Linked DNA regions of Homo sapiens: regions 1, 2 and 3 are each linked to region 4. Evidence: chromatin loops called from intact Hi-C (ENCODE). Cell type or tissue: endothelial cell of umbilical vein. All regions are shown on one strand. Each heading gives the region's core, and the rest is flanking DNA. Links, peaks and the distances in the headings are about the cores only. Region 1 overlaps SHTN1 (shootin 1). Region 2 overlaps SHTN1 (shootin 1). Region 3 has its middle 6.0 kb from the start of MIR3663HG. Region 4 holds the start of SHTN1 (shootin 1).

Region 1 (7,861 bases), core at 1,862-6,861, 57 kb after region 4:
TTGGTTCTTCATTTCTTTTTAATTGTTAAATAATCTTGACCATAAGCTGCACATGGACTGGCATTTTCAATTCTTTTGACCAGATTGATTTCTTATTTTAAAAATAAGTTTATTTATATATTTTTTTTCTTTAAAAATGCAGAACTTCGAGATCAAATTGTATCTGTTCAGGAGGAAAAGAAGATTTTAGCCATTGAGCTGGAAAATCTCAAGAGCAAACTCGTAGAAGTAATTGAAGAAGTATGTATCTCAGGCCTGAAAGGCAAGGGCTTTAGCATTTTCAAGGTGTTTGGGGATTTGCTAAGTTAAGAACTTAATATTATAAGCCAATTTCTAACATGAGAACCATGTACCAATTTTAATCTTCTCTCCTCAATTTCAGACATAAAAAAAGGTAGAGGAAATAAGATGATGAAGATTCATGTACCCACTAGCTAGCTTAATAAATAAAATTCTGAAATAGCATGGACATGTTTCCTGTTGTTCCCCCAGTTTTTGCTATGTAAGGCAAATTTGTAAGAATAGTAGCTACTATTTCAAGTCATATATTTTATTGCTGCTGGTAGAGAAAGAAGAGCATGTTTTGCTTTTCCGGTGAATGACTGGTTCAATTGGGAAGGACTGTCCCTCTGTGCATCTCCAACACAGGCATTTATGATAGGTGGTAGGATGGGTTCAAGTGGTTGTTTACAGAATCTTTCTTTTCTGGTGTTTTGTTTTGTTTGAGACAAGACCTAACTCTGTCACACTCAGGCTGGAGTGCAGTGGCATGATCACAGCTCACTGCCGCCTCAACCTCCCAGGCTCAAATGATCCTCCTGCCTCAGCCTCCCAAATAGCTGAGAGTACAGGCATGCGTCACCACGCCTGCCTGATTTTTAAAAATTTTTATAGAGATGTGGGTTCCTGTATTTCCCAGGCTTACCTTGAACTCCTGGACTTGAATGATCTTCCCACCTTGGCCTCCCAAAGTGCTGGGACCACCAATGCAAGCCGCTGCCCTGGCCTCTTTTTCCTTTTGAACTGTCTTTCAGAACAAGACCCTCACAATTGCCTTTTATTTGCACGAGGCTTCAAGGATTTGCCTTCACAGTCTTGATTCTGGATTTAATTTGTATCAGTGGTTCTTAGATTCTGTAGCCCAGCACTTCCCAACTGATGTGCCAACTGCAGCTTGATAAAGTGACTTATGAGCATGCCAACGTATTGATCCTGTCAGTGAGCAGCCTCATCCAGTTACCTCAGTTTGCACACACATATTGTCATTTTCTTGGAGGCCATGATGTAAAAAAGGTTGGAAAGCAGTGTCTGCCAACTTCCCAGCCTGAGCTCCTTTTATTATTGTGGCAAAACATTGTAACGAATGGGAAGAAGGAAGATGATATTTTGGAAAGGACCTTACCGTTGGACAATGTGTACCAGTTACTAATTTAAACCAAAACCAAAAATAAAGCCTACACTAAAAGAACCAGTTAATAGATTATCTGGAGGTGCTGATGGATTCAGAGCCACTTTCAGGACCATTATCTTTGTTTCTTAGTGTGCTCTGTTCCTCAGTTGTGATTATTTACTGATGATTCTCTCGCTTCCCACTTAGAGGTATTATTGGAAGACAATTCAACAATTATTTTTATTATGGCTATTTCAGACATCTGAGAAGGCATAATGAACAAAATAATGGGGCTGAGTTCAGTGGCTCACGCCTGTAATCCTAGCACTTTGGGAGGCCGAGGCAGGAGGATCACTTGAGCCCAGGAGTTGGAGATCAGCAAGACCTCCTAGCAAGACCTCGTCTCTCAAAAAAATTTTTAAAAATATTAGCCAGGCATGGTGGCATGTGCCTGTAGTCCCAGCTACTCAGAGGGCTGAGGTGGGAGGATTGCTTGAACCCAGGAGTTCCAGGCTGCAATGAGCTATGATCGTATTACCACCCTCCAGCCTGAGTGACAGACTGAGACCCTGTCTCTAAAAAAATTATTTTTAATGAACATCCATATACCTGCTACCCAACTTAATTCACAGAATATTAGCATGGTGATGAAAGCCCTGGTGTAACTCTTTCTGGTTGCATACTCCTTGCTCCCTGCCCAGTTTCCCTAAACAACTGTTATTCTGAACTTGGTGTTTATCATGTCAGTGCATATATTTACATGTTCACTACAATACATAGTATTTTGAGTGTTTTTAAATATTATAAACATGCCTGCTTTCTAAATTCAATATATTTGAGATTTATCTTCTACCTTGATATATGTAGCTTTACTTTATGTTCTTTTTTTTTAAAAAAACTTTTCTATAGTATTCTCTTTCGTTGATAGACATCAAAAGTTACTTCAGAAATTTAAATTTTTGTGGGAGTATTTATATGTGTTTTATTTAAGCCAAGAGTCATCAGAGTTCAAAGTCTTATTTTAAAAGTTCATGTTCATCTTACTTAAGTCAAAAATAATCAGCATTTTTATTTTATTGTATTTTATTTAAATTATTATACTTTAAGTTCTAGGGCACATGTGCACAATGTGCAGGTTTGTTACATATGTATACATGTGCCATGTTGGTGTGCTGCACCCATTAACTTGTCATTTACATTAGGTATATCTCCTAATGCTAATCAACATTTAAAATGAATACCAAAATTGAGTATCGGATCTTGACTAAATGATTCTTGTATTTTCTGGGTGATCTTTAGTTGGATTTTTGCATTAAAAATATGAATCATGGCTGGGTATGGTGGCTCACGCCTGTAATCCCAGCACTTCGGGAGGCTGAAGCAGGAGGATTGCTTGAGCCCAGGAGTTCGAGACCAGCCTCGGCAACATAGGAGACCCCATCTCTATATTCTTTGTTTTTTTTTAATTAAAAAAATATGTATCATATACATTGGATGGCTAGCATACTGTTATGTTTAGGTGCCAGTGCCAACTGGAATATATAAATAAGTTCTGTACCAGGTATACATCCTAACTTAAATAGCTATCCTTGAAGCTTTAAAGAAGAGCTTTAATAAAAAGTCCTAACACATTGAAACCAATTTCTGCTTTAAATTGTAACTTCATGTTGAAAGTTGAACAGCAATTGAGTATCACACATTGCCATATGTCCTGTTTTACAATTTTTGGTGTTTTCTCCCCTCAAAATTTCACATTTTTAGGTAAATAAAGTTAAACAAGAAAAGACTGTTTTAAATTCAGAAGTTCTTGAACAGAGAAAAGTCTTAGAAAAATGCAATAGAGGTAAGTCTGTCCAGTCTTTTTTTCTCAAATACGTATGCGGTGTGTTCTGTTTGCATATATTGTGTGTCATTTTACACCTGTGCCTAAATATGACTGTAAATAAAATCTTCTCCTATATTGTGATTTTCTAGCATTGTGTCTCTCCCATTTCCATTGTTTTATTACCCAACTTAGAGTCTGGGGACATCTAAAAGTGATTTCACTTGAGGAACAAGGAACCCACTCATTTTGAAACTTCAAACCGAAATACTATTTCTGTCTTACATATATCCAGGGATCATGGCCTTTTTAGCTCTCCCCTCAGCATTTATATGTTTGGTAGGTTATTTAGTAAATCTCAATCCAGAAGAGGTTAGGCTGTCTACATAAAACATGTAACATTATGTGATGAAATTTTAAATTAAGAGGATGTGGAAAAAGGGATAAAGGAAAGTAAGAGTTAGATTGGTATACAAAGTGCATACTTGTTCTGAGGTCTTGCACATTTCCTGCCTGTGTGTTTGAAATCTGGTTCTGAGCTGTCTGACAGTCAGTGCAATAAGAGATTGATGATCATTTAAATGAATCACATGAAAATGAACCTAATGATCAGGAAAAGCAGACCTGCTCTCCTGGTGAGAGGGAAGTGTCTCCAGTGGCTATATCCAGAGAAAACTTTGTGTACTTTGGGCAACAGTGACTTTATCCATCTAGTTATAAAACACAGCATCAGCTCTCATCGGGGCTGTTTCATGTATCTCCCAGTTTAAGACAAGGAAGTGATGCCAAAGTGTAGTTCTGCAAAAATAATTCTGGAAGTGGTAAGAAGAACTTAATATACTTTCTGTTCTCTCTTTTTCCCTCAGTCACTCTCTTTCCTTGTTTAGAAGCTGCAACACTAACAGGAAACCTTTGCGACCCAGGGCCTTCCCTATTGTTATTGGTGGTAGCTGTCAATCTTTTTGTGATTCATCAACTGGGAATTTTTTTTGTAAATAAAGGACCTTGTAGTTAAATGTGGGCAATATGCTGGATTGTAACATTTCTCCAAGTCTTTCTGTATTTAAAGATAGAAATGGTGTAGAATTTTCAGTCTTGATTCACTGTGCTAGGAAAAGGGTTCTGCAAGGATTAATCATGTAGATCTTGCCTTCAGAGAGTCCCCTGTCTAGGAAGAGAGAAAAATTATATAAATAAATACCTGACTAGGACCAACCTGATTTCTTTCAGATTCCAAGTCAGAAGGGCCAGGACACGTGAAAATTCCCTTTTTATTATAGTGTTCTGGACATAGAAAAGAGAGTCAATTATCTTGCCTGGGCTTCAGATCGTCATAGTGTTCTTTGTTTTCTTCATGAAATTTCTTGTTTAAATAGGCTTGAAAATCATTTAGCTCTCAGGGACCTATAATTCACACCAAAAAATCACCACTCTTATTGCTTTACTTATTAGTCTTTCATCTGAAGAGGCTGTAGATTGAGTACAGAGTTTGAAATTCTATGTCATTACGCAGCAAACCAGTCCTTAAGTCAGTTAGGATTGAAGTGCCCTGGTGGAGCAGTGTGTGAAGGCAGCTGTTAAGAGAGCCTTTTGAAAGATTTTGTTGGTATGACTCAGCTCAGGGTGGAGGTGACTCACCAGAAGTGGATGGACAGTGTGCTGTCTGCCCAGCTTGTGCCTAATATCTAATGGTATCGTCACTCCCTCTGTCCTGTCATTATCACTATTTAACAAAATAGGCCACTGAATGTTGAAAATAGCAAAGAATTTATATTACTTTTATTTGACAGGACCTTTTGAAGCTTTCGGTCTTGCAGTAACTCCTTGGTACAAAGCTCTGATTCTTTGGTTCTGAATGCATCTAAGGCTGTTTCTCTCCTTTGTAAATATGGAGAACACTTAAAAATAACTTATATGTCCAGGCGCGGTGGCTCACACCTGTAATCCCAGCACTTTGGGAGGCTGAGGTGGGCGGATTACTTGAGATCAGGAGTTTGAGACCAGCCTGGCCAACATGGTAAAACCTCGTCTCTACTGAAATACAAAAATTAGCCAGATATGGTGGCACGCACCTGCCTGTAATCCCAGCTACTCAGGAGGCTGAGGCAGGAGAATCACTTGAACCTAGGAGGCGGAGGTTGCAGTGAACCAAGATTGCACCACTGCCTTCCAGCCTGGGCGACAGACATAGTGAGACTCCATCTCTCAAAAAATAAATAAATAAATAAATAAAACATATATATATATTATATATATAAATCATTTTATATATTTATATATAAATCATTTTATATATTTATATATAAATCATTTTATATATTTATATATAAATCATTTTATATATTTATATATAAATCATTTTATATATTTATATATAAATCATTTTATATATTTATATATAAATCATTTTATATATTTATATATAAATCATTTTATATATTTATATATAAAATATTTACATTTTATACATATGTATATACATATACATAATTTATACATTTATTTACATTTAATATTATATATAATACATATATTTTTATACATAAAAATGTATATATTCAGGTAGTATACTTTTTTTGGTGGAAAATTTAGATTCATGTAAGGAAAGAAAAAAATCTCAACCTTTACAATCCAGAGATAAGCACTAGTACCATTTTAGTGTATATTCTTCCAATCTTAAAAAAAACTCTCTCTACATATATACATATTAAATGTTTTGTTAAATATGTTTATATATATATTTATATATATATGGAAGACAGAGGAAATACCAGTAAAAGGAATCTCTTTATACTTGCTGGTACCTTACAAACCCATGAACATCCCTCTCTACTCTTACCCCTCCCTTGAATTTTTATTATTTCCTTTCTTTTATTTGTAGTTTTGCCAAATATGTCTATATCTCTAAACAGCATTGTTTAATTTTGCATATTTTTGAACTCTATGTAAATGGAATCATTTTTCCTGTAACCTTCTGCAACTTTTTGTGTTTGTGAGATTCATGCATGTGGACAGGCATAGCTGTGGTATGTTTGTTTTCACTGCTATATACTATTCCATTAGATGACTACACTAAAATTATTTTAAGTAGTATCCTATTGGTAGACTTTGGGCTGTTTCCATATTTCTGCTATTCTGAGTCATGCTGTTATAAAAAATGTTAGACATGTCATCTGGTGCACATGTCCAAGAGTTGCTTTAAGACACATGCCAAATGTCAAATTTTATCTTCAGTTTTTTTTCACTGCATACCAAATTTAATAAAACCATGCTTTAAAATTTTTACCAGTTGCCTCTTGGATGGGTGTAAGAAGTGTTTTTACTCTGCATTTCCTTGATTCCTAATGAAGATGAGCATCTTTCCACATGTTTATTGGCCTTTTGTATATTTTCTATTCTGTGAAATGGCTGTTGATGTGCTTTATCTGTGGCTTTTAAAGAACAAAAATGAATTCACTTTGCACTAATTTTTGCAATCTATTTTTAAAAATACATCACAGATGTCTTTCCATTTACTAAGTATGCTTCTACAATATAATTTTGATGGCAGAATAATATTTCTTGTACTACAATTTACTCATTCTTCTGTGTTAGAGTATTATGTCATTTCACTTTTATCAGCAATGAGGTAGAGAGCATCCTTGCAACCAAATGTCTGTATATGCTCATGTGTTACAATCTTAGCATATGCATTCCTGGAAGTGGGATTATTCAAAGTGTATGAATAGTTTTAGATTTTTGATTCACGTTGCCAAGTTGCTCTCCAAAAAGGTTTTATCAGTTTGTATGCCAACCAGGAATGCATGAGGGTACCTGTATGCTGGTATGAAAAATCTTTTCAACACTGTTTTTCATCCATATTCCTGATTATTTGTGTGACTTATTGTCTGGGTTTTTTTTTTCCTTTATCTTCTTAAGTGTCCATGTTAGCTGTAGAAGAGTATGAGGAGATGCAAGTAAACCTGGAGCTGGAGAAGGACCTTCGAAAGAAAGCAGAGTCATTTGCACAAGAGGTGGGTATCTTGTAAAAATCTTATTTTTTTTCTTGAGACAGAGTCTCGCTCTGTCACCAGGCTGGAGTGCAGTGGCGCAATCTCGGCTCACTGCAACCTCCGACTCCCTGATTCAAGCGATTCTCATGCCTCAGCCCCCCGAGTAGCTGGGATTACAGGCACACGCCACCGTGCCCAGCTAATTTTTGTATTTTTATTAGAGATGGGGTTTCACCATGTTGACCAGGATGGTCTTGATCTCCTTATCTCGTGATCTGCTCGCCTTGGCCTCCCAAAGTGCTCCCAAAGTGAGCCACCGTGCCCAGCCGTAAAAACCTTTTGAATTTTTGTTTTGTAAGGGACCTTGCAGACGACATATCAGACAAATTCTTGAGGTTGAATAAGAACTTACCAGTTTGAATTAAGGATCTGCTGGTTTAGGGAGGCAGATATAGAATAGTATCAAGTTCATTGTCAAAAGATCTGGGCTCAAATTTTGGCCATGTCAGTTACTAGTTGTAGTAGTGTATGACCTCTGAGCAATTCTTCAGCCTCTCAGGGCTTCACTTTTACCATCTGTAAAATGGACAATAATACAGACCTGACCAAGTGGATTTTAATGGCAAAATTTAAAAAAAGTGTTGTATAAACTATAAA
Region 2 (7,735 bases), core at 1-5,000, 120 kb after region 4:
AAACAATCAAAACTACCTCTGCTGTAATGCCACTACTGTTCACTGCAGTAACTGTATAAAGGGCTTGGAAAAAAATAAGAATCCTTATTTTTACACCAGAGAAAATATAAAAGGAACTTCCTCTTTGGAGTTTGTCCAGGAAACGACTTTATAAAGACAAATTTAAATCTTTCTGTTTTCTGTCCTTGAAGGCGGTAAATATGGTTGCGGTTTTATCCATTTTTATTGTAAATGAAACAGAGTTCAGACCGTCCGGCTGTGCGTCATTTGTTGGATGGCTGCCACAGACTAATGCAGACATCCCACTGGGAGACCAGAGAAGAACTATACTTTGATTCACCAGATTGTGTTAAATAGTCCAGCTGTTGCGATTTGAAAGATAGTTACCTCAGAAGTGAAATAGAAATGAACTTGGCATTTATGCCTCAAACCATTTTTATACTGTTTGGCAATCAGCTTTTCAGAGGTAGCATTTTATAAAATAACTCTCACCGCTTAAAAGTTCATTCACTGTAATGTTCAAAATGTCCCACCTTTATATTATCAGTAAAATTAAGCTTGAGTGATATGCAGAATTTGCATGAAATAAGCATTTCCCCCTTCATTTCATGAGCTTTGATTGTATTCAATTGAGCTCAGAACCACGTCTATTAGGGCTCTTTTGGGCATTAGTTAATTTGAATTGCAGCCGAAATGTTAGCTAGAATGTTGTTGAATATAGTTGGAACGTGGAAAGTTGATTTTGAAAGGAATTTCATTGAATGCAAACGATGTCCTTTTTAAAAATTAGAATGCTGCATTTTCATCTCTTGTAACACAGTCTGAGAAATCACTGAGTCCTGTAAAGTTCAGCGTTGGCATGGCCATTGCCATTGTTCTGATTCTTCTGGTACCAGTATGGTTTGGAGTCAGGTCTTTCCTTTTACTAGTAAGTTGCCCCACCTGCTCAGGCCCCACGTTTGGGCTCTCTTGCAGTAGGGGCACAATAGCTGCTTTCTAAAAGGTCACCCAAGTTTTACTTGGGCACCAGGCTTCATAGAGTGGCATAACTTGGTATATTTCTCGTAGCTTTTATTTTGCTTTTTGGTTTTTGGTTTTGTCTTGAAATAGCCTTTGAGCACATAGTCTAATATGACCCGTGAAAAATATCTATATGAATGGATCATAAATGACAACCAGTATGTTGTGGTAAGAAAAAATTATTGGACAGGAAATCAGGATTCCACTAGTTTAGTCCTGTGTCTGCTGTTAACAAGTTGTATGCTGATTTAACCTCACTGTTCCTTGGACACTTCATCTGACAACTGAAAAGGTTAGACTAGCTCACCATGGTGATCCCTGTCAGCCCAAGCATCCCATGATTTTAGTTTTAATTTATAAGTGATACTTGTAAAATTTAAGTTTTACTTGCAGATTTTGTGGCATGCAGGAGACAGGCTGCCATCACTTTTTAGAAGTACAGACTTTTAATTCCTTATTGTGGTCTTAGTCCTTAGAGGTTGCATTAAAGTAGAAAAAAAAATTGAACAGAATGACAGTATATTACAATTCCCATTGAAGTGTTGCATTTGAGCTTCTGGGATTTCTACCTTGGGGAGAAGCTTCATATTTAACCCTCTAGAACCTGCCACCATGACTACTAGAGTGAGAACTTGGGTTCTTGGCACCATCACTGATGCGGCTCTGTGGCTCTTCCCATACGATAGGAATGAAGGTAGAATGAGGCCTAGGAGAAAGAAAGGACTCTCATTCCAGAAGGAGTCTTGGGCAGCTGCCCGTGGGAGCCAAGAGTGGACCTAGTGATGTCAAGCCAGGAGGAGCTACAAACCACAGGGGAAAAATTAAAACTAAGGGATAGCTTGAAGGGATAGACTTTATTTACAGATCTGGAAGATGGAGATGGAAACGGATTCGGAAAGAATGAAATCAGTAAACATGCCAAAAACTAGCCTGTAGCCTCCTGTTTCTAGGAGAAGATGCCTTTGAGAAACAGCATGCTGTCATGGAAAAGGCAGAAACAGGGAGACAGGAGCTTCTGACTCTTGTTCTGACTCTGCCACTGATGAGCTGTGTGGTTTCGGGCCAGTTCCTTCCCCTCTTCATGCCCCATCATCCTCATCTGTAAAAGGACAGGTCAGACTAGACGATTGCCCTAGTCCCTTTCCACCTTCCACTGGGATTCTAAGGCAGTGGTCATTATCCTTGAGAAACCAGTCACTCTCCCTCCATGCCTAGATTCAGAAAATGCCCACTGCGCCTAGTTCAGTGATAACAAAGGGGTTCTCAAATTGTAGCCTATAAGTGACTTAATAATAGATTAATCTGCAGTCAAGAAGCTTGCTTCAGGACAGGGAGATCGTTCTTTGGACTGAGACAATTCCAGGACAATTTCAGCCTGACAATACTAGGTTTATGAGTTTTCAGTTCAATCAACATCCATGTATTGCTGCTGTGGAGCCCAGAGAGCACTTCCTGGAAATTTTTAGCCCTGAGCTGATGAAGAAAGCTTTTTCTAGGATCTGTGCACCACCCCTTCACCTACAGACACACACGAGCATGGAAACATCCATGGTAGTTCTACAGAAGTGATGAAGGTTAGTATGGGTTGATGGAAGTTGCTCACCTAGAATGAGAGAAATACTACCTCCTTTGCATGCTGAAAGCAGTTTGACTGGCTTACATAAGAGTGGGCCCAGGCCCAAGATGGTGAAACCTTCGTACTGGTGACTCAATCTGCAGACTTGGATGGGACTTTCCCTGGAACCTTAGCTGGGCTGCAGCTTTATTTCCTAGAATCTCCTCACCTGTTTGTTTTCAGTTTAGAGTTGCCGACAGATAAATCTGCATGAGATTTAGAAGGTGGAAGTGAAGTAGTTGTCTTAAAAAAATTTTTTTTAACCCTCGGAAGGTCCGTGTAGGGCAGGCTCTGTTATAGCTTGTGCATGACATTCCTGATGTGCTGACTCACCTAACTGGCATGTGGCAGTGACTGGCCCACAGTTTCTCCAGCTCCCCACATCTCCTCCTCCAGCTTTTCCAAATCCTGGGGCAGGTGCATGTGCAGCTCCTTGGGGAAGGCTCCTGCTTATTCTGCAGATTGTCTTGCATCATCAAGATTGGTGCTTGTGAGAGAGAGATAGGTGCAGCTCTAGTTTGTCCCCAGTCTCTGTCACTTTACAGCCGCCTTCCCTCCCAACTGTCAGAACAGCTGACTGCAGGCCCAGTGTCAGACGCAGAAGCAGCAGATTTACACAGACGGCATGACTAGTGCCTCTCATTCCCTAAGGTCTGATTCCTCTGATCAATCCTTAATATTACTCATAGTTGTTCTGCTTCTCCCATCACAGGCTTTTAAATATTGTGTGGGTCAGAGAGAGTCAAAACAGGTACCACTGGAGAAACTACACCCCATTCTGATTCCCAAAGCATAGCGGCAGATGTCTGGAGAAGTAGTTCCTTGGCCAAGGTAGATGGACAATGTCATGGTGCCATAATCAGGCAAAAATAAAGGAATCTGTCCTCACTACAGCACAGCCTGTCCCCAGGCTCCTGATTATTTTTGTTTTTACCACCTCCAAGGAAGACATAGTGTTTGTCACTTAGGATGATGACCGAGCCACACATAGGTAATATAACCCAGTAGCCAGAGGGAGTGGTTTTTAAACATTTGGACAGATCTTACAGTACTGGTCAGAAAGTGAAAAAAGCAGTGTGGTCTTTGGGTTTGAGGTTTTGTGCCCGTGACCGGGTCATGCAGGTTACTTTTGCTCAGTAGTTGATCATTTGTTCTGTTGTTTTTGTTGCAAGAGAGACATCCAGACCTACTCACACCCAAACCTTGATTTCTCCCCCTTCATTCTGAACCCTTCAGTTTATTAGTATTTGCCCATTCGTTTAGTCCACAAATGCATCTGTGCTAGGTGCTGGGGATAGAATTGTGAGTAAAGCTAAACAGTCCCTGCCTCGTGGATGTTTACATGCTATTGGAAGAGACAGACAGGAAACAATTGTGGTAAGTCCAACAAGGGAGAGGTATTAGGTGGTAAAAGAGTGTCTCCTGCCAGCTCTGACCTGCTGAAGGGGTCAGAGAATAGTAGAAACCAACTCCTGGTGAGGGGCTGGTAGAGCAGTGGGCAGGCACTGGCTGGCAGCTCACTGGCACCTGGCGGAACACCAAGAGGTGGGATGGTGGTGTGCCGGGTCATGGTTAACAGCCAGTTCTCAGGGACAAAAAGGCCTGATCCTAGCATTTTCCAAAAAGACCAGAAAAGTCCGAAAGCCCCAGCCCTGCCTGCTGCAGCTGCCTCCACCTTCAGGCCGCAGCTCAGCAGCCTGAACCTTCGGGTGTTTCAGAGATATCTGTTCCCATAATGAAATCCTCACCCATTCAGCCTGAGAAGCCATAGCTTCTTGCAGCAGAAGAGACGAGAGAAGGAGTCTGTGGAAAACTGCCTCTGAAATTCCATAAGAAATTTCTCAAGAAACCTGATTCTCCTTTTAGAAACATTAATGGTAACTTAGCATTTTAGCTTCTACTCTGGCTCTCTCTCCGCCCTTGGTCCTACCACCACCCCCTCCTGAAGTCTGACCAGGTCTCCTCTAGTTGGTAATGGCAGCAGTCAGCATGCCTCTCACCTGTCCATCAGTGATGAGGGGTGATTACTCCCCTTGTCCCTGCAGGCTCCTCAGCACTACCCTGCAACCAGCCATACCCAGGGACACACAGGAGGGAAGGGAGTTAACTGGCTCCATCCAGCTAAGTGAGGGCGGGTGGGGGTCTGGGCAGCAGGCTGTGAGAAGTTCACAGTTTGTCCATGAGCTTTACGCTTCCTGAGAAGAGAATGCAATTAAGCAGGTAGGTGCATTTGGCTTTTTAACACTTCTGTAGTTAATCGCTCTTTCTCTGCCTTCTTTCTTCTGGCCTTGTGCTCCTAGTATCAGCTGTGTAATCTGATAGCTTCATTTTTTCTTTTAAATGGCTGGCATCTCAAAGACTACTATATGCATGTTGATTAGACTTAGAACATTTTGGGTTTTATGTTAGTCTGAATCCAGAATATCAGAGACAACTATTTTCTCTCTCTGCTTTTTACTTTTTTTGTCTAACTCTTCATCTCATAGGCCTCCCAGTAGCATTGGATGCAGGAAAAAATACATTGACGGTGAAAAACAAGCCGAACCAGTTGTAGTTTTAGATCCTGTTTCTACACATGAACCCCAAACCAAAGACCAGGTTGCTGAAAAAGATCCAACTCAACACAAGGAGGATGAAGGCGAAATTCAACCAGAAAACAAAGAAGACAGCATTGAAAACGTGAGAGAGACAGACAGCTCCAACTGCTGATCCATAAACCAGAAGCCTGACATGTTTGGAAGTCCTTTTCAATAAGCACATGATTAGTGTTGTTATATTGGCAAGGGCTGTAGACATTCTGCTCTGGTCACTGTATTCAGAATACAGGTTCTTTTCTGGTGTCACTTTTGTAAGTAGCAACTATAAACATAAGTAAGCTGTTTAGCAAAACACACATTCCTAGTAGGTTTTGGTTTTTTGATCTTTATAAAGATGAGGTTTTTTTCCTAGTTACTGTATTAAGTATGACTTCTTTTAGAAGGTTACAAAAAAATTCAGATGTTGATACCTTTTTAGGAAATGTGCATACCACTCATCAAATGGAATGCTGAAAGTTTGAGGTGCTTGTATATAATCGGATAAACAAAACTGATCAACCCAATGTGATTTTAAAAGCCCCCAAAGAAGCTTCTGTTTTGGGTCTGATCCTCTTGATGGAGAAACTGCAGCAGCATGGAAATTGTTGGGTACTGTGGCATACAAGTTATTTTCTACAGTAGACTGAGATAAACTGAAAACTCAGGAGCTGGCATCAAACTCGTAGTCCCATAGTCAGTGTTAATTACACACATTGTTAACTATTGGATGAAAAATACATGCTATTGATTGTGTCCAAAGCCTCCCGAGGACCTCCGTGGGGATGCTCTGGTAGCCTGAATACAGAACTGAGGTGAAAGTCCAAACCTTGAATTTTACAGTAGTAAGTTGGTAAACCATGTGCTCTGTGCTATGAGTTAATTATGTTTTCCCAAATACTAATGTGGCACAAGTACCATATTTTATCAGAGTTCTTATGTACAGTATGGTGAAGATAAGTGACAAGCACACATTTTTCTTGCTTCACTGCTGTTCTATATTACACAGGTTTGTTGTTGTTTTTTTTAAAAAAGAAATTAAGCAGTAGTTAGTCTCTAAAAATACAATGTTTCAGGCTACCACAGTGAATAAATAGAAATGTAATCAGGGATTAAAAAAAAAACTTATGCAGCTTTTCAAAGTTGATTGTTTCAAAATTGGTGTTTATTTAAAATAAGTGGTAATGTACTTGAATGCACTTTTTATGACAATGATTCAGTAATGGTAATTTTACTATTAAAGAAAGTGAAAGGTTTAGTTTTGTTAGCATGGCTCAGCATGTAGCTGTCAGGTGTTTTTCACCTAAGGGCAAAAGAAAATGATAGTAATAATTGCAGTAGTTGTATTGTATTGTATTTTTGCACGTGTGGTAAGCATAGGCTTGAAGAGGTGGGTAGGCAGGTACATGTACTTCCTAAATTTGGAGATAATTATCTTTCTGTAAGTTCGTTATGCTTGACTGTTTCCATGTTCTCCCAATAATGATTTTATAGTTACTTATCACTTTACTCATGGAGAATTAAAACGTAATGTTTTTCAACTGTATCTTTCTTTAACTGGATAATACTGCTATATGATATGCTTACTACAGACTGCATTAATTCACGAAACGAATTCTGTTATGCTGTAATTTGAACTCTCCTCACCACAACTTATTAAAAAGGCACCAATAGTTTCCCATTAAGGGTCAGTTGTGGTTATTATTAACGTTTCTGGTTTAGTTCCCCAAGCTTGACATTCTTTAATAGAAAATTGTATATGATTTGACAACTTTAGTAATTTTTAATAGTCCCTAAGATGGTTTATTGAGTTTTCTTTCATGTTTCTTTGTGCTGTCTTCCTTCTTGCATCTGTGATCTGTCTGCCAGCATGCAACTCACACACATTTAGGAATATAAAAATATGTACACTGTCTTTCCATATTTCATCACACCATCACAGAATAATATGGTTATCAAAATACCCTCCTTTCTAGAGTAAGAAGTTGCCCTTTGGGTGAAATGTGTTAGCTGGACTAGGGAACAATTAGTAACAGGTATTTTGAAAGTATTCCTGCCTTTTTTAAGCTGCTTACTTTCTCTCACTGTGATTACAAAGCATTTTAAATTAATTTGACATGAAGGTATTTGATGGAAGATATTCACTCACCTTTTTCTGCCTACAGTTTTTCCCTTTTCACTTTGGTTTTGAGGGGGTTTTGCCCCTGGCTGGGGTGACACTGTCAACCAAAGCAAGGGATCCCAAATAGGAAGACATAGGAGAACCGTGCTTATATCTGCAAGGTATGTTCATAGCTATTGCACACACAAAACTTACATACGTCCTGCTTACACAATTTTAAGTTGGAAAAGACTGCATCTTTATGTTTTTGATTTCTCTAAAAGGTTATTTATGCTTCCTTCTGTTTGGGAAAGATAAATTAAGTCTTGTGCGCTATAGAGGATTTTTTTTCTTTAAGAAAAACGAATGTTGATGCATTTTATAGCCCGAGTGAGGAACAGAGATAGAGGTACTTTGTGCCATTGC
Region 3 (7,861 bases), core at 1,785-6,784, 170 kb before region 4:
CCAATCCTTTAATCCTTGCCTGTAAGAGAATGATACGGCCACACCCTCTGCCATGTGACTGCAGTGCTGCCTGATAGAGCTGGTGAGTATTGTACACCCAGAAAATCTGAGACAGGTCTCAGTTAATTTGGAAAGTTAAAATAAGGTTGAGGGTGCGCCCGTGACAGTCTCAGGAAGTCCTGATGACATGTGCCCAAGGTGGTTGGGACACAACTTGGTTTTATACATTTTAGGGAGATATGAGACATCAATCAATACATGTAAGAAGTACATTGGTTCAGTCTGGAAAGGCAGGACAATTGGAAACAAAGGCAGGAAGACCTGAAGCAGGAAGGAGGCTTCCAGGTCATAGGTAGATGAGAGAAAATGGTGGCATTCTTTTGAATTTCTGATGAGCCTTTCCAAAGGAGGCAATCAGATATGCATCTATCTCAGTGAGCAGAGGGATAACTTTGAATAGAATGGGAGGCAGGTGTGCCCTAAGCAGTTTCCAGCTTGAGTTTTTCTTTTAGCTTAGTGATTTTGGGGTCCCAAGATACTTTTCTTTCACAGTATTAACATGGCCTCTCCATTAAAATTTGGTTTGGTCACGTGACTTGTTTTAGCCAGTGAAATAGCCGTGATGGCAGCCAAGGTTTTGAATGTGTTTGCATGGATTGGTTTAGCCCCTCGGGCTTCTGTTATGCACCATAAGAAGAGCATTTTCTGGGAGCTGTTGTTCCTAGACACCTGGTGCCCAGAGGCCCCAGGAACCCCATCTGAAGCAAAGCCAAACCAGCCAGCCCACAAACCTGTGGCAGATACCAGAGAATCAACAAGGAGGTGTGATGTGGTTTGGATGTTTGTCCCTCTCAAGTCTCATGTTGATGTGATTCTCAATCCCTTATGAATGGTTTAGCACCGTCCCTTCGATGATGAGGGAGTTCTCGCTGTTAGTCCACATGAGATCTGGTTGTTTAAAACTGGTGGGGCCTCCTCCGTCATTCTCTTGCTTCCACTTTTTCCATGTGATACACATAACCCCCCTTTGCCTTCCACCATAATTGGAGGCTTCCCAACGCCCTCCCCAGAAGCAGATGCCAGCACCATGCCTCCCATACATTCTGCAGATCCAAGAGCCAATTAAACCTCTTTTCTTTCTAAGTTACCCAGCCTCGGGTATTCTTAATAGCAACACAAGAATGGCCTAATTCAAGGTGTTAGGAATTGGCATATCCTGGAGGACACTGTCATCCATCCCCTCTTAATGACCCTTCACTCTAAAGAGCACTTTCAGCCGGGCAAGGTGGCTTATGCTTCTAATCCCAGCACTTTGGGAGGCTGATCACTTGAGCTCAGGAGTTCAAGACCAGCCTGGCCAACATGGCAAGACCCCGTCTCAACTAAAAATACAAAAAAGATAGCTGGGCATGGTGGTGGCGTGTGCCTGTAGTCCCAGCTACTCAGGAGGCTGAGGTGGGAGGATCACTTGAGCCCAGGGGCAGAGGCTGCAGTGAGCCGAGATGGTGCCACTGGACTCCAGCCTGGAGAGAACTCCTATATGACCCAGAAATTCCGCTCCTAGATACATACCCACAAGAATTGAGAACAGGAACTCAAATACTTGTATATGAATGTTCATAGCAGTATTGTTCACAATTGCCAAAAAGTAGAAACAACCCAAATGTCTATCAGTGGACGAATGGAAAAACAAAATGTGGAATATACACGTAACAGAATATTATTCAACCATAAAAAGGAATGAAGTATTGTTACATGTCACGATGTGTATGAACCTCAAAAGCCTTATGTTAAGTGAAAGAAACAAACACAAATGGACAGAAAGTATATGTATTTCTATTACATACCCAAAATAGGTAAACCCATACAGACAGAAAGCAAATTGGTGTCTGCCAGGTGCATGAAGTATTGGGAATGGGGTCTACCTGCATCCTGGGTACAGGGTTTTATTCTGGAGTGACAAAAAATATTTGGCCGGGCATGGTGGCTCACGTCTGTAATCCCAGCACTTTGGGAGACAGAAACAGGCGGATCACCTGAGGTTGAGATTTCGAGACCAGCCTGACCAACATGGAGAAACCCCGTCTCTAATAAAAATACAAAAAAATTAGCCGGGCGTGGTGGCATGCGCCTATAATCCCAGCTACTCGGGAGGCTGAGGCAGGAGAATTGCTTGAACCTGGGAGGCAGAGGTTGTGGAGAGCTGAGATCATGCCACTGCACTCCAGCCTGGGCAACAAGAGCGAAACTCTTTCTCAAAAGATACATATATCTATATTTTGGACCTAGATAGAGGTGATGGTTTACGTAACATAGTCAATGTACTAAATGCCACTGAATTATTCACTTAAAACGGTTAATTTTGTGTTATGTAAACTTTACTTCAATAAAAACAAAAGAGAAAAGATTATGTCCATACAAATGGGGTGTTTAATAACCAGAAATACCATATGGACTTAGTGTCATCTCCTCTATCAATGAATCCGCTCTGGAGTAGGAGCATACTAGGTCTCAGAAGCTTGCAAATTTTATTCTTTTTTTTTTAACCGCCTCACTCCGCTCCCAAGAAGCTTGCAAATTTTAATCTGAGTTAATTTGCAAGTGGATTTGGGTAATCTGGCTCTAGATCCACTTAGAGGGTGCCTGTAAATAACTGTCTTGAGGGCAGGGGAAAGGCATTATGGCATCAAGCAGATAAAGCCTCTGATCTAGTTACAGTTCCTTCCAGGGATGAATAAAGCTTTGGGGACATTATCCAACCGCTTTATAAACCCAAGTTTATAAGGCCTGAACCCTCAAGCCCTTGAATTCCTTGTCACCACCTACAAATTTAGATGAGTTGCCGCAAGGGGGCAGTGGTGTCCAGGCGATGACCTCCCATGTTGCGCAAATTCGTAGAAATACTGAGTTTCAGATTCTCGAGTTTCTCTCGTTGAAAGCGGTAGCAATTATCCCCAGTCCACTTAACAAGCCAACAGCCATTTAGAAAATATGTATGTATATTAAAGAAAATACTGGATCTGGAAAAAGATCTTTCGAAAACATCATGTCCAACCAGGGTTATTATACAGAAACTGGGTTGAGAGAGGGCAGTAATTGGCCCAGAGCCACGGAGCCAGGCCTGGAACCCAGGTCTCGTATATTCACGTCCCATGCTCTCGGTGCTGCAGCCTCCTGCTCCCCTGAGCCTTTCTCCGGCGTTCAGCACAAGCCATGCCTGCGTGGTGACATGAGCACCTGTCTTTGTTGTTCCTACAGCACAGTTCCCGTCCCATTTCACCGCTGCCTCCAAATTCCCACCCCAGCTGCGCCACGTCTCTCAAGCAGAGCTGGCGATCCGAGAGCAGTGACTGGGGACGAGTGTCCACGCGGGGCTGACGAACTGTCAAAGCCGCCACCATCTGTCAAGACCTATGAGGACGCACACAGCACGGGCAGGCGGGCAGGAGAAGTGGCGGACGCAGTCGGCCACCCAGCATCAGCTCCGGAGGCGCGCTGCTTCACCTGGTGACCTGTCCCCGGCCTACGGGTCTCCAGGAAGCACTCCAGTCCCTGCCAGATGCTAGCGGGAAGGCAGGAGGGGGCGCCGTCCCAGCACCCCGGAAGCTGCCAATCTGCTTGCGGGGCTGAGACCGATCTAGGAAAGGGTAAGCAAAGATGCACGCGCCTGGGCGGCACGCAGCGGATTTCCAAGTCGTCTGCACAGATCATTGACCCCGCAGGACACGTGCGCATGTTGGCAGGGCCGACTCCGGAGGAATTCCAACTCTTCTGAATCTGCCACCTTGCAGAGGGGACAGCTGACCCTTCGCCCCATCTCTGAAAGGGCCAAGGATCTTTCCTCTCATTGCTTCCTACTGAATGCCCAGGATGCCTCGGTGTTGCCTACCTTCCGCAAAATCCTCAGGGCTGGATCGTTTTCGGAAACTGCCACCAGAGGGAGCTCCAACAATAGAGCTGGATTTTGCTTCCTCCCAGCTCATAAAGGAAGTCGGGGGCGGGGGAAATGCTGTTCTCTGCCACCAGCAGGTGCAAAGATCAGTTTAAAACGCCCAAGATTGTAACTTCACTACTAATTCGTGAAAAGCATATGGTGGAATAATGCTGGATCTGCAGAGTGACAGAATAGCTGTCCTCCACCGTGAGTTTCCCTCATTTCAGACTCAAATACTTCAGACCCAAATGATCTCCAAATCAGAACTCCTGCCTCTGCATTCAGTCTGTAGTGTTCTCTCCAGAGGACTGAATCCTAGCACCCTCGCTCCCCTCCCCTCCTCTGCCAGGCTTTACAGCCTCCGGAACTGCCCTTTCAACCAGAACAGAGCCCAGACTGTCACCTCGAACATCAGAGGAGTCCCAGCCCCATTCCTGAGTGCCCCTCTTCCCCCAGCTGCCCTGTGAACAGTGATAAGAGCTGTGACTGTGTTCTCCAGGCACTGAAATTAAAGTCAGAACCACTCCGGCTATAGATTCCATGTGCCGCTTCTTACTGCAGACCCTCATCTCGGTTTGGGATGGGGATGTGGGCAGTGTGTTTTGCTGCCAGGATGAAGTGGTTCAATTCTCCTAGAAGGAGATGCAGCAGTCACGTCCAAAAGCATGACAAAGCCCACCTAAGATGACCTGTATCTTAGAATAGTCTGAATTCATGAGGCTTCCGTCCTCATGTGAATATGTCACTAGCACTTGTTCCTTCTTCTGGGGGTATACTCAGCCAGCAATTTCCTTCTTTAAGTTTGGAGACAGTTGTAAAGAGGGGAGAACCCTTGGGCTCATGGGCCTTTAGTTTTCATGCAAAATCTAAGACCTCACCTAGTGGGGGAGGCAGAGAGAATTGGCCCTGACTTTCAGGTTTGGGGGTTCAGCACAGATCACTGTTGTGGGATCCAGACATTCCTGCACCCAGGAGATGTGCAAGGACAAGCATGAGAAAAACTGCATCTGGCCAGGCACAGTGGCTCACGCCTGTAATCCCAGCACTGTGGGAGGCCAAGGCAGGTGGATCACCTGATGTCAGGAGTTCAAGACCAGCCTGGCCAACATGGTGAAACCCCGTCTCCACTAAAAATACAAAAATTAGCCAAGCATAGTAGCACATGTTTGTAATCCCAGCTACTCAGAGGTTGAGGCAGCAGAATTGCTTGAACCTGGTGGAGGTTGCAGTGAGCCGAGATCGCACCACTGCACTCCAGCCTAAGCAACAGAGCCTTGGGGGAGAAAAAAAAGAAAAACAATGTATCTGAGGCGTGCGTGACTACTGGGTAACGGCAGCCATTCCTGGGGATGTCTGGAAAGGCTTCAGAGGGCAGGCAGACCTGAGTTCCTCCTGCCCTCTACCAAGAGATGACTGCAGCCTCCAGCCTGGCCTGCACTGGCAGGCACCTTCAAGAGGGACGACAGGACCAACAGGGAGCTGCTGCTGTCCCCCAGGCCTCCCCTGCTCAGGTCTCATTTGCCATTCATGACTTGTAGCTGAGATGGGTGGAAGGCGCCCTCTGAGGCATCTGGGTTCAAAACTCTGAATGAAGAGAGCACTTGCATTCTCTTTCTTCTCATGCATGGTCAAAAATGCAGACTCTGTCCAAGATGGTGCACACTCAGGGTTTTGGTTCAGGGATGATCAAGCCCCTTCATCAGTGATTTTCATCCTCATGTCAGCTAGTGCCTCCTCTGAAATGGCCTAGAGCCTTCATGCCATTGCCTCTGCCTTCCCCAGCATCCCCATTTCACAGGGCAGCTTGAGGAAGAGGGGCAATGAGGAACAGGGCTGAGACTCCTCTGATGTTTGTGGTGACAGTCTGGCTCGGTTCTAGTTGGAAGGGCAGTTCCTGAGGCTGTTAGTTCCAGACCAGCCTGGCCAACATGGCAAAACCCCGTTTCTACTAAAAATATAAAAAGTAGCCGGGTGTGGGGGTGCACACCTGTAATCCCAGCTACTCAGGAGGCTGAGGCAGGAGAACTGCTTGAACCCAGGAAGCAGAGATTGCAGTGAGCCAAGATAGCGCCACTGCACTCCAGCCTGGGGACAGAGTGAGACTCCGAAAATAAAAATAAAAATAAAAATGTGCACATTCTGTTATTCATGTGTGCATTTTAAAAAAAATGGCCTTATCAAGGATGAGGGTTTTGGCATTTGTGCAAAGCCTGAGGTTTTAGGAAAATGTCGTTGATGAACTGACGCTGGCAAGACTCTCCATTTACAGTAACCTGTGACTAGAAATGTCTCACGTTGGGAGAAAAATGAGGAATCCGGGAGAATAAGTGTCATGGTGGGTTTATGTGGGGCATTTTCTTCTTTGTCCAACACCTCAGATCTGCAACCAAACCAGCAAAAGCTAGTACGTCTCAGGAAAAACTTCTGCTTGTTACCGAGCTTCCTGGAAAATTGCATTTGGAGAGCTATGAAGGCTTGGCTGTGAGTAATTTGTTTTTTAAATAGCTCTGTTAGTTGGTCCACATTGTGTTTTTCATTCCACCAGAGCCGAAGGTGGTGTTTCTTTTGTTTATGGTATTAGTGTTATATTATTGGTGATCTCATTGTTCTTGTTTGTGACATGTTTACCTCAGTAGGACAGTTATTGTAGGAGGGAAGTCGGGAGCCAGTCTACCCACCAAACCTGCAGAACTAAAGAAAAAGACTCCAATCTGTCCCGCAGGGTGCATATTACTCCTTTCTTGGATTGTTAAATTCTAATTATAGGCTGTTGATCCCCATTAGAACCATTTGTAAGCCTAAACACTGTTGTGCAGCATCTTTTGCCAATAGGTGTGTTTCATTCCAATCGTTGTATAAAACATAACATTCGTGCTTTTGGGGGACTACAACAGGTTAGTGTTCTCTGGCAAAGTTGGACAAGAAATAGTCAAAATATGACTCAAAACTAAGATAGTGCAAACAAAAGTACACTTTGCCTTGATGTTTATTTATTAGGGATTTCTGAAACCCTAGGACACTAGAGCTCACCTTTCAGATCTCAGACCTCAGATGCCACATCGTCAAGGAAGCTCTCCTGGACTGCCCACTTCCACATTCCTGGGACAGCAGAGATCTCCCCCAGCCCTGCCTGGCACTTGACACAGTGGATCATTTCACAGGACTGGGGGATTAGTTAACTGTCTTTCCACTAGATGGAAAGTTTCAGAGGAATCCTGTCGGGATTACCGATGCCTAGTATGATGCTTAGCACACAGTAGGCATTTAATAAATGTGTTGTGTAGTGCCTGTGTACTGTTTTATTTGGGAATCTTCAGAAGGTAAGAAAAGCAAATGGATACATTCATAATAAGTATGAGATGTGGAGAGCAAGCAAGTCCGTAGATTATAAGACGTAAGCAAAATTCATAGTATGTGTTAAGTAGAAGAGGGGATGAATAAGATGGAGCTGTGAGACTCAGGAAGAACTCACAGAATTCACATGGATAATGAGTAAATCAATAACCTGTGGGAGATGTTGAAGACAGATACAATAAGTGGAACATATAATAGAACAAACCAGAGTGCTATGGACCAATAGAGAGACATTAAAAGACCAAGTTGTAAGATACATTCATGCTACATCAGGGCTGACAGCTATCTGATTCCCAAAATCAGCCACTCATCCATCGGTGACACCCATTATGGTCCCAGTTGTGTTCTGCCCAAGAAGCACAGATAAACAGAGAGAGCTGTTCAGGAGGCTAATGGATGCTCCTGCTGTGGCCAGGAGAACTTGCCCCTGGCTCTCCAATAGCAAAAGCGTGTATCGTTGCCTCGGGCACCTTCTTTCTGTTGGGTCCCTTCACTCATCCTCAATTATGGTCCTTGTAACCACATCATTAAGAAAGAAAGTTAATATGGGTGGGAGGGATATGGGTGGGAGGC
Region 4 (7,861 bases), core at 1,550-6,549:
CCACCACGCCCAGCTTATTTTTTATATTTTTAATAGAGATTGGGTTTCTTCATATTGGTCAGGCTGGTCTCAAACTCCTGACCTCCGGTGATCCACCCGCCCTGGCCTCCCAGAGTACTGGGATTACAGGCGTGAGCCACAGCGCCCGGCCAATTCTATAGTTTTGAGTATATTCAGAGAATTGTACAACCATTACCACAATTAATTTTAGAAAATTTGTATTACCCCAACAATTAACCACACACCTATCAGCAGCCATTCCCTGTTTTCTCCCAGACCTCCCCTACTTTCACCCCACCTCAGTAGATACTCACCAATCAACTTTCTCCCTCTATGGATTTGCCTGTTGTGATCATTTTATACAAGTGCAATCATACAATATCTGGTCTTTTCTGATCAAGTTTTCACTGAGTATAATGTTTTCAAATTTCATCTGTGTTGTACCATATATCAGTACTTTATTTTTATTACCAAATAATATTCCAATATTGCCATTTTCATATGATAATTAACATTACATTAAATAGCTCTGTACATAAGCCTTTTAGGATAGATTCCCTGATATAGAATTAGTGGATCAAAGACAGTGAACCTTCTTCTCCTCATTGTATTTCAATCTTATTTATCTGTATACCTCAAAAGATGACATATGTGATTTTACTTTAATTACCTGAAAAATTAAATAAAGATTAAAGAGAAACTCCTTCTTGACCACTGCACTTTCACACTCCAACCCCCACACCTTGGTCCTGTTCCCCTACTTTCTATCCCTAGAGACAGCCATTATCCTGAGTTTGGCACATATTCTTCCAATTCATTTTTTAAAAGTCTGTCCTTTATCTCTATGTATATATTTGTATATATATATGTAAACACACACATTTTTAAGGGTTTTAAATGACCTGTTATTTGGAGGTCAATAGTAACTCCAACGTGATGCCTGCAACATAAATCACTATGTATATTATTATTATTGAGATGGAGTCTCGCTCTGTCACCCAGGCTGGAGTGCAGTGGCATGATCTCGGCTCACTGCAACCTTCGCCTCTCGGGTTCAAGTGATTCTCCTGCCTCAGCCTCCCGAGTAGCTGGGACTACAGGTGCCCGCCACCACACCCAGCTTTTTTTATTTTTAGTAGAGACAGGGTTTCACCGTGTTAGCCAGGATGGTCTCAATCTCCTGACCTCGTGATCTGCCCGCCTCGGCCTCCCATAGCCATCACTCTGTATATTATTAAACGGAACAAAAACTAATTTATCACTTCTATCCTTTCCATCAATATTCATATCATATAAATAAACAATAGTGTAATGGGAGAACTGAATCCCAATAAGGACTCTAATAGCCCTCCTAATAATTCATACCATGTCCTCAAGTGAATGCCATATTGTATTTCAGGAGTTTTTTTTTTTTTTTTTTTTTTTTTTGAGATGGAGTCTCACTCTGTCACCCAGGCTGCAGTGCAGTGGCAGAATCTCAGCTCAGGAGCCTTTTCTAATTTTAAGGAGGATAAATGGGATTAATTGCAAGAGGCCGCAGATTTAGTATGGAACCAAAAGTTTGATTATAGATTTGATAATTAACTCATTCTTAAACTCCAGAAATACTATCTAACTACTGTATAATTGGAGTAGACAAATCAGCCATTAAAAAAAAATGGAACTTTGTGAACTAAGCCAAATATTTAATGGGCACTCTGCTTGTATTTGGTAGAGTGAGAGAGAATGAGTCAGGATGACTCATCAGGTTTAACAGGTTTCCCAACTGCTGGACAAAAGCTAAATGTCCATTATTTTTCATTAAAATCTCCCGGATTTTTTTATTATTATCTCCTGGGGATCTTCATGGCAGCTATCTGCAACTATCTTGAATTATCTTACGCATACCTAGGGAAAGGGCTGAATAATACAATCCCATATCAAAATTATTTTTAAACTTTAAACATTTTAATACACTGTATTAAAAAATACTATGCTGCCCTTTTAGATCATTCTACCCCTAAATCACTCATGCTAAAGTACTATATTGCCATTTTAGAGAAAGAGAAAGCAGTGCTACCATTTTTTTTTTCAAAATTTTAGTTAGCATGTAGTGAGTATCAGAAAGACACTAGTTACAGGATTTACCCATATCTCAACCTCACTCTACAACTATCATGGAGAAATGAACACAAGAAATGGAGCTGGGCACTTCCATAAAACAGCAATTGAGGAATGAGCAGCACTGTGCTGTTGCTGTACCCAAACTAAGAGCTTAGAGGTAGTGAGAAAAACCAAGCTGTGCAATAAGTCTAATTCAGTTTGGACTTATCTCCCATGCTTAATGATCAGTGTAAAAGAACTGCAACCTTCAGCTTATAGTCAGCAACCACAACCCCTTTCTCACAGACCTGTAATTTTTTTTTTTTTTTTTTTTTGAGACGGAGTCTCACTCTGTCACCCAGGCTGGAGTGCAGTGGCGCGATCTCGGCTCACTGCAAGCTCCGCCTCCCGGGTTCACGCCATTCTCCTGCCTCAGCTTCCCGAGTAGGTGGGACTACAGGCGCCTGCCACCACGCCCGGCTAATTTTTTGTATTTTTAGTAGAGACGGGGTTTCACCGTGTTAGCCAGGATGGTCTCGATCTCCTGACCTCGTGATCTGCCCGCCTTGGCCTCCCAAAGTGCTGGGATTACAGGCGTGAGCCACTGTGCCCGGCCACAGACCTGTAATCTTTATTAAAAACAAAAAAACAAAAAAAAAACAAAAAAAAACTGCATTATAAATTCTGGACTTGGTGTTTTGTTAATCTTCCTCTATTAAATCCTTACAACTCTTCCTTGAGAGTAGGTATCACTATTCTTCCTATTCTTCAGATGAAGTTCAAAGATGCAGGAGACTTGACCAAAGGTTAGCTCGCAACTAGGGGTTGGGGAGAAGCACCTTTGAAACAATGCAGACCTGCCACTTCTCTCCTGGGCATGGTCTAACACAGACATGAGTTCAAATAGTTCAGAGGGCAGTGAACTGGGACAAACGCTTGGCTTAACTGCCAGCCTCTGCTGCCCGGGGGCTGCGTGACCTTCGGCATTCGGACTGCAGTGGCACCCTCTCTAAAGGGAAGGTCATCCCGCCACCAACCAGATGATCTGCAAGGGCCCTCCAGGCCCCACCATCCACGTGCAGCAGGGTCCACGTTCTGACCACCTGGCAAACCTGGTGCGATGGGGGAAAGCTAGCCAGGGCCCTCCTTCACTCACGGCATGGTCATTTAAGTAGCTGGGCGGCCTGATTCGATCCTTGTCTCCTCTTCAAGGTGCAAAATGTACCACCCTGGGCCCGCCCCTGTGGGCAGCTAGGTTTTGCAACCGCGCCCCCAGAGTCTACTGCGGGAAAACTAGGGAAGAAGCCCAGGCGTTCATGGCTCATTGCGTCCCGCTCTACCTCTGTGGTTCTTTGGGAGCGACCCCCGGGAAGCGTCCAAAGTGGAGTTCCCACACACGCTGCGAACCCACAGCCGGTTTTCTCTGAACTCGCGTCCCTGAGTCCGGGAGGTGGAGGCGGAGAAAAGGGTGCGGAGCGACCCCACGCAGGGCCGCCCCCCCTCCCACCAGCGCGTCCTGCCGCGCCGGCAGCCACAGGCTGGCATAGCGGCTGCCGACCCGCCCTCGTTCCTCCACCCCCTGAACGGGACTGCTGGGCCCGCCCCGCCCCGCCTGCAGGTGAAGCGGCCGCAGCCGCCGAGTAGGTGCGTGGGGATGATCTCACTCGCGCGCTCCGCGCCAGGAGGAGGAGGAGCGGGAGCGGATCCAACTTCCGGGTAGTGGAGCCGCAAGCCACCGGCATCTTGCTTTTTCTTCCCCCTCCTCCTGTGTGCCCCGCGCCGCTCCCTCTTTCCCTTTTATTCCCGGCCCCACCCGCCAAAATGAACAGCTCGGACGAAGAGAAGCAGCTGCAGCTCATTACCAGTCTGAAGGAGCAAGGTAGGCAGCACGCGGGCGCCAGGTGTGGGCAGCCGCGGCCCGTGGGCGGGGACGGCCCCAGGGCGCTGGGGCCAGGGCAGTTGGAAGCCGGGCGGGAGACGTGGCGGCCGCCGTGGTCACCGCAGTAGCTCCGTCACCCGCAGAGAAGCGTCCTCCGTGGCCGGCGCGCCTGGGAAAGCTCTGGACCGAGGATAACGCGGAGTGTCGGGGCTAGTCAGGCCCCGCAGCTCGAGACCCGCTGCCCGCTGGTTGCGTTTGCTGGCGATCGGGGGCTGGGGGAAGGGACGAGGATTCAGTGCGGACGAGGTTGCACAGTGCCACCTTCCTTGCCGGAGAAGCGGGTGGGGCAGGATATTTTGGCTGCTTTGGGCGGCTCAGCTAGCTTGGCCCCACCCTTACACATTTGTTGGCGCTGGGTGGCCTGTAGGGCTGTTTCACACCCTTCCCAGCTTTTCGTTTGGATTCGGTCTAGTTCCTCTTTCCTTGCCCAGCTGGGATTTTCAGGCCATAATTTTTTTTTTAATCACTTCTCAATTTTAGCAGTTTATTAGTCAGCAAGGTCAACATCCTGCCAGTGTTGAGCTTTCAGAATTAACAGGGTTGACGCTGGGCGAAGGAGAGCCAGGCCATGCGCACGCATTTCTGTACTGCTTGGTAACTGGGGATTATCCTTTAATAAAGACCTGCTTCAGTCAATCATTTTTTTCATCAGTTACCACACTTCTGAACCAAACCAGATCAACAACCAAATGCTAACCTATCACATTTAAACACTTATCATTATTACCCTGACCAAAGGGTGGTCTGCGAATGTGGGTCAAGACAGGGAGGAACCAGCCGGGTGCGGTGGCTCACGCCTGTAATCTCAGCAATTTGGGAGGCCGAGGCAGGTGGATCACCTAAGGTCAGGAGTTCGAGACCAGCCTAACCAACATGGAGAACCCCTATCTCTACTAAAAATACAAAATTAGCCGGGCGTGGTGGTGCATGCCTGTAATCCCAGCTACCCGGGAGGCTGAGGCAGGAGAATCGCCAGGAGGCGGAGGTTGCGGTGAGCCAAGATGGCGCCGTTGCACTCCAGCCTGGGCAACAAGAACGAAACTCCATCTCCAAAAAAAAATAATAATAATAAATAATAAAGAAATAAAGGGAGGAACCATACAGATTTAAAGGAAGTAAAAATGTGTAGGAACATGTACTTTTCTGAATGTCTTGCTGACAAGACCATGTAATGGAAGGATCCCTGCTCTGTGGCAAAACCTGGTATTTAGTTGCAGCTCTTTCACTTCTCTTGGCCCAGCTCACCTGCTCTGTGAACTTGGAGGAGTCTCTTTCCTTCCGTGGATCTTCTGGTCAATCAAGGCCGACCTGACTAAAGGCGAGGGTGAAACTGGAGGACTTTCTGAGGTCCTGTCCAGTACTCTTACCTGTTGTTGCGTAAAACCACAGACACCGTTGGGAAGTGCTCCCGGATTCCTCTGAAGCCACACTCTGGCAAACAAATTTCAACATTACTGTTTACTGTGTGACCCTGGGGAAATTATTTAACCTCTGAAATGGACATAACACATTCTTCTGTGATATCCAGCATCTAGAAAGTGCTGGATAAATGTTAGTCTCTTTGGCCTTCCCAGCACCTTTACCTGGCATCCTAGATTAGCCTGAGGTCATAAAGTCACAAGCATCAGTGAATTTAGTGGGTGGACAGAATGCCTTTATCTGAAGTTTCTCAAGTGTTTTAGCGAGGGACTGGATTCTACTGACTGGTATTTTATATTTAATACACCTTCGCCCAACCCAAAACATTAAAACTTGATTCATATTCTAGATTTGTGGAGCTTTCATTATAGGTAATATCTGTCAGTGGATATCAGATCTTCTTATGGTTGGTCAGTTTTCGAATAATGATAAACATAAAAAAATTTTCCCTTTCATTTCTTGTATAATCAAGGGTCGATTAACAATGTAGATAATCTGCAAATTGCTTATATTTGATTTCGGAACACATTCTCCATTCCTATGTTGGGTTTGAGGCCTGACAAAAAGGATTTCTATATTTGTGGCTCTTTCTCCTATTGCATTGTATTGGAAAATAAACAAATCCTTGGCATTGGTATTTTTAGAGGATATATTTCCTTGATTAAGTGCATATGAAAGGTAATAGAACAGTTAGATATTCAAAGTTGTGTTTCTTAAAAGGTACACTTTTGGGGATAGTGAGTCTAGTTACAAAGGTGTTGGGATTTTTTCAGCCCACAGTGTGATTTTTATACATTTCAAAACCAGGTAGTTTGCTTGTCATTGGATCACAGACTGTGGAAACAATTTACTTCAAAAGTGTTCAGTTACTGTTTGACCTGTAGAACTAATTGGGAAGCTAGGGATTTGGAAGAACAGGTAACTGGGTCTTTGAGCATTTAACAGTACATACTATGATCAATTTTGTAAGCTGATGGTTGCATGGTTTATTTTTGAAAATAGTAATTTTTACTACCTGTTACTACCTTTTTACTCACAATGTTAATATTCTGAGTGATAATTCCACTACCCCTATTTAGTGTGAGCAAGAAGAACCACTATTTATCAAATATGTTATTTTCCCTTAATAATGCTGAGTAAACATATTTATTCATTCCTTCAACAAATACTTATCAAGTACCACCATATGTCAGGTCCATGTGGTAGGCACTAGGGGTGTAAATAGTGAACTACACAGTCCTTGTCACCAAATTAATTTTCTAGAAGAGAAGACAGGTACTATTCAAGTTATCATATGAATAAATGTACAATTACTTTTTTATTCTAGGATAGATTCTTAGAAGAAATGGAATTGTTGGATTAGAGGGCACGGACATTTACTTTTGCTAGACATTGCAAAAGTGCCCTCCAAAATGATTATACCAGTTCAGATATCCTTCAGCAGTACCCATTTCCCCACACATTGGTCAACTCTGGCTAATAGCAATCTTTATTCATTTGATGGCCTGACAAGTTTTTGAATTTTTGCCAATCTAATGGGCAGAATGTTACCTTTTAAGATTTGCATTGCTCTGGTTATTAGTGATGTTTGAAATCTTTTTACATGGCCATTGGCCATTTAGGTTTCATCATATGGGTCCTTCCTTAGTGATTTTTTTTTAAACTGATACATGAGACTTGTACATATTTATAGAAGACATGGGGTATTTTGTTACATGCTTAGAATGCATAATGATCAAGTCAGGGTATTTGGGATATCCATTACCTCCAGTATTTATCATTTCAATGAGTTGAGAACATTTCAAGTCCTCTCTTCTATCTCTTTTGAAATATATAATACATTGTTGTTAACTGTAGTCACCCTACTTTGCTATCAAAATGTTAAAACTTACTCCTTGTATCTAACTATGTTTGAACCCATTAAACAATCTCTCTTCATTTTGCCCTGCCTTAGTAAGTTTTAAGTCTAAAACTTGAACCAGTTCCCCAGGAGAGTGTTCAGAAAGGAGATTCCTGTCTACTCTAAACCACAAAGCTGACAGCAGCCTTCCCTAACGTGAAGCCTTTAGTGGTGTGGTGAATAAGGTTGCTTTTGACAAAAGTTGTGAAATGTAATGACGGAGTCTGTCATAATATGAACAATCTCTAATTTATACTTACCATTCCCTAAGCTCTATGTCTTATAAATCACACCCACTTCTGAATTACTTCAAAACATTTTATGTTCCCTCCTAGTGAATGGTATAATTAGCTATATTATGTCTTTCCAGAAAGTTATATTATGTCCCTTTAAAAAAAATTAGCCAGTGTGTGATTGCTTATGTTCAAGCAGATGTTGAGGTAATGAGGTAATTCTCCTTTTGTCTTTTTTGGGGCTTTATTTTATTGGACTGATTGACATCTTTAATGCACCGAGAAATG

The links. Peaks named below come from ENCODE experiments on the same cell type or tissue, not always from the same donor. Only the 100,000 strongest peaks of a DNase experiment are listed, where the experiment ranks them.
Region 1: it touches region 4 in a loop (6-fold over the local background); 12 of 110 quality-filtered maps call a loop at or near these places.
Region 2: a loop joins it to region 4, with 6 times the contacts of the local background. A loop is called at or near these places in 3 of 110 quality-filtered maps.
Region 3: a loop joins it to region 4, with 5 times the contacts of the local background. A loop is called at or near these places in 21 of 110 quality-filtered maps.

Annotation. Positions count from the first base shown.
Region 1 is chr10:116,944,288-116,952,148 of GRCh38, reverse strand. SHTN1 (shootin 1) reads left to right here. Exons shown (of 17, transcript NM_001127211.3): 6 at 143-240; 7 at 3,152-3,233; 8 at 7,131-7,225. Among named protein-coding and RNA genes, the nearest start is that of SHTN1, 57 kb to the left of the region's middle. In endothelial cell of umbilical vein, for the core only: a CTCF peak has its summit at 4,753; DNase peaks (open chromatin) are centred at 4,148 and 4,818; H3K27ac peaks cover 2,208 bases.
Region 2 is chr10:116,883,953-116,891,687 of GRCh38, reverse strand. SHTN1 (shootin 1) reads left to right here. Exons shown (of 17, transcript NM_001127211.3): 17 at 5,122-7,735. The coding sequence ends at 5,344. It also overlaps a transcript of ENO4 not described here. Among named protein-coding and RNA genes, the nearest start is that of ENO4, 38 kb to the right of the region's middle. In endothelial cell of umbilical vein, for the core only: no CTCF peak of the experiment used is centred there; DNase peaks (open chromatin) are centred at 237 and 2,847; H3K27ac peaks cover 1,184 bases.
Region 3 is chr10:117,171,117-117,178,977 of GRCh38, reverse strand. No RefSeq gene overlaps it. Among named protein-coding and RNA genes, the nearest start is that of MIR3663HG, 6.0 kb to the right of the region's middle. RefSeq lists an enhancer at 3,680-3,859. In endothelial cell of umbilical vein, for the core only: CTCF peaks have their summits at 2,847 (motif pointing right) and 3,925 (motif pointing right); DNase peaks (open chromatin) are centred at 2,867 and 3,947; H3K4me3 peaks cover 807 bases; H3K27me3 peaks cover 1,306 bases.
Region 4 is chr10:117,001,122-117,008,982 of GRCh38, reverse strand. SHTN1 (shootin 1) reads left to right here and starts at 3,796. Exons shown (of 17, transcript NM_001127211.3): 1 at 3,796-3,961. The coding sequence starts at 3,904. RefSeq lists silencers at 3,620-3,699, 3,930-4,039, 3,911-4,205 and an enhancer at 4,020-4,713. In endothelial cell of umbilical vein, for the core only: no CTCF peak of the experiment used is centred there; DNase peaks (open chromatin) are centred at 4,092, 4,142 and 4,262; H3K4me3 peaks cover 1,667 bases; H3K27ac peaks cover 1,287 bases.